2 separate regions of the Homo sapiens genome follow, and region 1 is linked to region 2. A link is an interaction called in ENCODE POLR2A ChIA-PET data of the cell type or tissue named here. Cell type or tissue: HepG2. All regions are shown on one strand. Each heading gives the region's core, and the rest is flanking DNA. Links, peaks and the distances in the headings are about the cores only. Region 1 has its middle 9.8 kb from the start of CDK19. Region 2 overlaps CDK19 (cyclin dependent kinase 19).

Region 1 (2,825 bases), core at 119-2,618, 79 kb after region 2:
TCTCATGCTCACAGATTAGAAGAATCAAGACAATGAAAATAATGTGGTGAAAAGGGAATGCTTATACACTGCTGGTGGGAATGTAAATTAGTACAACCTCTATGGAAAACAGTATGGAGAATTCTCAAAGAACTAAAAGTAGATGTACCATTCAATCCAACAATTCCTGTACTGAGTATCTACCCAAAGGAAAATAAGTTATTATATCAAAAAGACACCTGCATGCCTATGTCTATCACAGCATAATTCACAATTACAAAGATATGGAACCAACCTAAGTACCCATCAACCAACCAATGAATAGATAAGGAAAAGGTGGTATATATACGCCATGGAATACCACTCATTCATAAAAAAGAATGAAATACTGTCTTTTGAGGAACTTGGATGGGGCTGGAGGCCATTATTCTAAGTGAAGTAACTCAGGAATGGAAAACCAAAATACTGTATGTTCCCACTTACAAGTAGGGCTAAGCTATGGGTACACAAAGGCATAAAGAGTGATATAATGGACACTGGAGACTCAGAAAAGGGAGGGTGAGAGAGGATTAAGAGATAAAAAATGACATATTGGGTACAATGCATACTACTTGAGTGACCAGTGCACTAAAATCTCAGACATCTCCACTATACTATTCACCAATGTAACCAAAAGCCACTTGTATCCTAAAAACTATTGAAATTTTTAAAATGTATGTTTTTAAAAAAGTTATTTAATGAAACCAAATTATTTTAATAAATGATAGATTTAAAGTTTTTGGTAACATTCAAACATCATAGCTTAAGGCAAAAAAATAAAAATTAAATTTTATAAAGAGCATAAAGTTTTTGGTAACAAAAAAAAGCACTGAAGGTAAGGGCAAAGGGCTTGAGGAAAGAAACAATGGCTTTGGTATGTTTCTTGGAAAGTAAGTAGAGTGAACATGAGAGCTAACTTTTATTGAATCCTAGGCATACGTTAGCTAATATAAGCCTCATAGCTGCCCTATGAGGAAGGTATGTTTTATCTCCTTTTTACCTATATGAAAACTGAGGCTCCAGGAGGATAATTTTGTAGTTTTATGGTTAGACAGTGATAGGATTTAACCTCAGGTCTGTAAGACTATAGAGGGCAAAGACTGCAATACCCAGTATAGTAGTCCCACCTTGTCCTTGGGGGATACACACCAAGACCCCCTGAAGCCCAGATAGTACTGATCTTCAAATACATATACACACACTGCTTTTTCCTATACATGCATACCTATGATTATAAGGTTTCATTGATAAATTAGGAACAGTTAAGAGATAAACAAGAGTAACTGATAATAAAATACAATTATCACAATGTCGTATAACAGAAATTATATGAATGTGGTCCTCTTTCTCTTCATCTCTCTCTTTCTCTTAACATCTTATTGTTCTGTATTATGGGTAACTAGTAACTAATTGAAACCATGGAAATCAAAGCTGTGGATAAGAGGAGACTATTGTATCGATTTTGCCATTTATCAAGATCAAATGATCCCACTGAAACATTCCATCCTCTTTGTCTTAAATCTTACTTTGTATATGTTAAACCACCTCTGCTTTCTTTTTTCCATATTTGATTGATAGTCATTTTTACCCCTTCTCCATGTATGCAAGAGTCACGGGGCTTATGAAATGCAGAGAACATGTAGGTACCACTGCCACTGCCATTGACATGTTCATTGCCTCAGTAAGTATAAGAGGGCTTCCTTGCCTTTACGCTTTCTAGTCTGCCAGTAACAGTTATCTAGTCAATCAGATTTCAGAGCATTTGCTGCCAAGTAAAAACCTGTTACTCTTCCAGGAGTGATATTCAGACTACTTAAACATTGATTAAAAGTCTGAGAACAAAGCTCCCTTAAATAAGGATGATTTAGGCTTGAAGAGTGTTCAGAAAACAGATTCTAGTCTACTTAGTACAGAGCTGCTGTCAGGACAGCTGAGGAGTAGGACTGGGAGGCAGTGGGATTAAAAATCAGACATCTAGACAGGCACAGTGGCTCACACCTGTAATCCCAACATTTTGGGAGACTAAGGTGGAAGAATTGCTTGAGACGGGAGTTTGAGACCAGCCTGGGCAACAGAGTAAGACCCCGTCTCTACAAAAAAATTATAAAATTAGACAGGCATGGTGAATGGCCCTGTGATCCTAGTTACTCAGGAGGCTGAGGTAGGAGGATCACTTTAGCCTAGGAGTTCGAGGCTGCAGGGAGCTATGATCACACTACTGCACTCCAGCCTGGGCAACAGAGACCCTGTCTCATTAAAAAAAAAAAAAAAAAAATCGCTTGAACCCGGGAGGTGGAGGTTGCAGTGAGCTGAGATTGCACCACTGCACTCCAGCCTGGGCAACAGAGGGAGACACCATCCCAAAAAAAAAAAAAAAAAAAAAAAAGAATCAAACTTCTCTCTGTAGGATGAGGATGCAGCCCAGACTAAGGAAGGGTTGCCCGCCTCCTTCTGATAGGGTATGAGAAGGGCTTGATTGATGCCTGTGTCAGTTTCCTCAGGCTGCTGTGACAAATTGCCACAAACTGGGTGGCTTTAAACAACAGGAACTGATTAGCTCACAGTCCTGGAGGCCAGAAGTCTGAAATCAAGATGTCTGGAGGGCCATGATCTCTCTGAAGCCCACAGGGGAGAATCCTTCTGTGCAGATTCCAGGTTCTGGTGTTGCCTGAAAGCCTCGGCAGTCCTTGCTTTATGGCAGCATAACTCAAATCTCTGTCTCCACATGGCCGTCTTCCCTCTGTATTTGTGTAAACAAACTTCCCTTTTCTTTTCTTTCTTTTTTTTTTTTTTTTTGTGAGACGGAG
Region 2 (2,825 bases), core at 243-2,742:
AGATTGTTGTGAAAATTAAGTGAATTAATACTTGAAACCATTTAGTAAGCCTGGTATCTAGTACACACTCATTAAATGTTTAGTATTCTTGTGAACAATCATTTCTTAAATGTACTAGTATGATATATAAAGACCAAAACAGGGAACTATTTTCTTTAAGGGATTATCCTATTATTATAATGGTCTTATTTTCTGGTGACTAATAACATCTCACTATATTATATATTTCAGAAATAGTATTTAAAATGAATAAGATTTAATAGTATGACCCCTTCCTCTATAAAGACCTTATCAGTCCTAAAGCTACAGAAAAATAGACATTAATTAAATTACTAATTAAAATAAAATTCCATCACAATTTTAATAAATTAAATCATTTTGTTCAGTATTTCTGAGATCACAAATCTTAAATATCATTAAGAGGATATTCAAAGATGACTTTCAAGTAACTAAAAAGTTTATGGGCTACATATGGTGGCTCACACCTTTAATTCCAGCAATTTGGGAGGCCACGGAGAGAGGATCATTTGAGCCCAGAAGTTTGAGACCAACCTAGGCAACACAAGGAGACCTCTTCTCTACAAAAAAATTAAAAAATTAGCCAGGTGTGGTGGCACATGCCTGTAATCCCAGCTACTCGAGAGGCTAAGGCAGGAAGATCGCTTGAGCCTAGGAGGTTCACGCTGCAGTGGACTCCAGCCTGGGCAACAAAATGAGATCCTGTCTCAAAATTTAAAAATAAAATAAAAAGTTTATGCAGATTTTCTCACTCTACATAAAATATTCTTAAACTAACATATGTAAAATAAACATTCATTATATATATTAATGAAACTTTTATATTAAAATAAATCATCACCCAATATCAATAATAAAATAAATAACTGTATTTGTATCCACTTACTGCAATCTCTCTACAAGCCGACATGGATATTCCTGTGCCTTCAATTTGCTTCAATGCATATTCCTTTTCATCTTTTCTGCACATAAACAAAAAAACATCATTTTTCCATATATCACTTTCAGATTCAAAATTATAACTACAAAAACAATGGAAATGCACTTAATTTCTCAGTGATATGTAAACATTCTCATTATACCATGTATTGCTTATTATTTTTGATAATATTTCAACTACAGAAATATGAGATACCAAAAGAAATTCATGTCACAATGAAAACATCAGACACAGCGAAAACACAAAATTCAAAATTGAAACAGAACAGGATACTAAACACAGCACTAGTTTCAAAGAGTAAACAAGCATAAATATAAACTCAAACATATTGCAAGATAATTCCACTCCTGTCTTAATTACCTGGAGTCAACAAAAGCATTCTGTTATAGACATTCACTATAAAAAACTGACAGACATAAACTCCCAGATTCATTTAAAGTAATTTCATAGTATAAGAAGCTTTATAGGAATCATAACCCACTAAAACACACTGTATCTCACCTAGCATGGGGACATTCAAAAGCCCGAGGACCTCAATCAAAAGCCTTTTAAAGATTTCAAAGCTCTAGCCACCAACATGTCATTCTCAGGAACACTAGGAGAAACCCAGTAGTTAAAGTGGATTTTTCAAACAATGGACATAGTATTAGGAATCCTGGGAAATCCCAACAGTTACTAAGTTGCTTAACCAAGAGAATACAGCAGTTCAAAATCTGGTGAAACATTCTGTTAAAATATTAACAGTATGAGATAAGCAGCTAGTACAATACAGTAAGTACAGTAAGCATTCTCAAGGGTGCTGATACCAGAACCAGCCACACAAAGGTCTCAGCTGAATGTCATAACTATAGTTCATATTGTGAGCTGTTCTTATAAGAGAAGTTAAATCCATGCCTTCCAAGTTTTGTCTTTTGATCATATTAGAGCCTCAGCAAAGTATCACCATGTCATGATGTTTTTGTCAAATATAGCGCCAAAGTAGTGCCACATCTGTCTTAGCTATTCCTCATTTTCCCCATTCTATGTTTACCTGCAGATAGAGCAGTTTAGGATGTTATTCAAAATCCACATTTTAAAACACCATTTTAAATCCCTTTTGAAGATTTTCACAATCATCTTCAAGCAAATAATTGAGTTATGGTTACTTTCCCTCACAATGAGTTTGAAAATTATATCCATTTTTCTTCCAACAGATAGCATTCAGGAAATAATTAAACAGTATTTTGACAAATAAAACATACTAGGTATGTCAACAAGATGGACTATGATGCAATTTTTTAAATGATGGCTAGAAGGTCATTAGAAACATGGAAAATATTTACCATATACTACTGAGAAAATACACAAATTATACTATATAAAAATATACATCTACAAATATGTTGAAGGCAATACAAAAAATTAACAGTTACGTTAAGATATAGGAAGTTATGTCAACTAACTTTAGTGCTAATATTATATTGCCTTTAAAAAGCCAAAATAAATTGATACTCTGAGAATACCTACTAAAACAATCTTTAGTATTTTCAAAGTGATAGCTCAGGCATGTTTTAAAAAGCAAAGTCAAAAATAAGGAAAGTTTAAATGATCATTTTTTCCTTTTTCTCCATCCTGTTTTTTGCCCAGACATAAAACCAGACTTTTTCAGACCACTCAGAAGCCATTAAGAAGCATAAACTGCAGGTGATTGAATGTAATCAAAGCCAAGTGTCCCTCCTGTGCCTTAAATGTATTTGTGGGTACAGAGTGAGAGCACATGTGCCTGAGAAGCTCAACACAATGCTTACGATGTAAATTTTATACATTTAATAATTAAGTTATCTATCAGGTATCTATTGCTAAATATTTAAGTTTGATGTATTCTTGA

What was found. ChIA-PET counts read pairs that join two places held together with the same protein. Peaks named below come from ENCODE experiments on the same cell type or tissue, not always from the same donor. Only the 100,000 strongest peaks of a DNase experiment are listed, where the experiment ranks them.
Region 1: POLR2A ChIA-PET joins it to region 2 with 5 read pairs; 10 of 35 experiments call an interaction of 5 or more read pairs at or near these places.

The regions. Positions count from the first base shown.
Region 1 is chr6:110,823,892-110,826,716 of GRCh38, forward strand. It overlaps a transcript of AMD1 not described here. Among named protein-coding and RNA genes, the nearest start is that of CDK19, 9.8 kb to the left of the region's middle. RefSeq lists a silencer at 2,522-2,722. In HepG2, for the core only: no CTCF peak of the experiment used is centred there; no DNase peak of the experiment used is centred there.
Region 2 is chr6:110,745,222-110,748,046 of GRCh38, forward strand. CDK19 (cyclin dependent kinase 19) reads right to left here. Exons shown (of 13, transcript NM_015076.5): 2 at 905-980. Among named protein-coding and RNA genes, the nearest start is that of CDK19, 69 kb to the right of the region's middle. In HepG2, for the core only: no CTCF peak of the experiment used is centred there; a DNase peak (open chromatin) is centred at 1,650; H3K4me3 peaks cover 1,695 bases.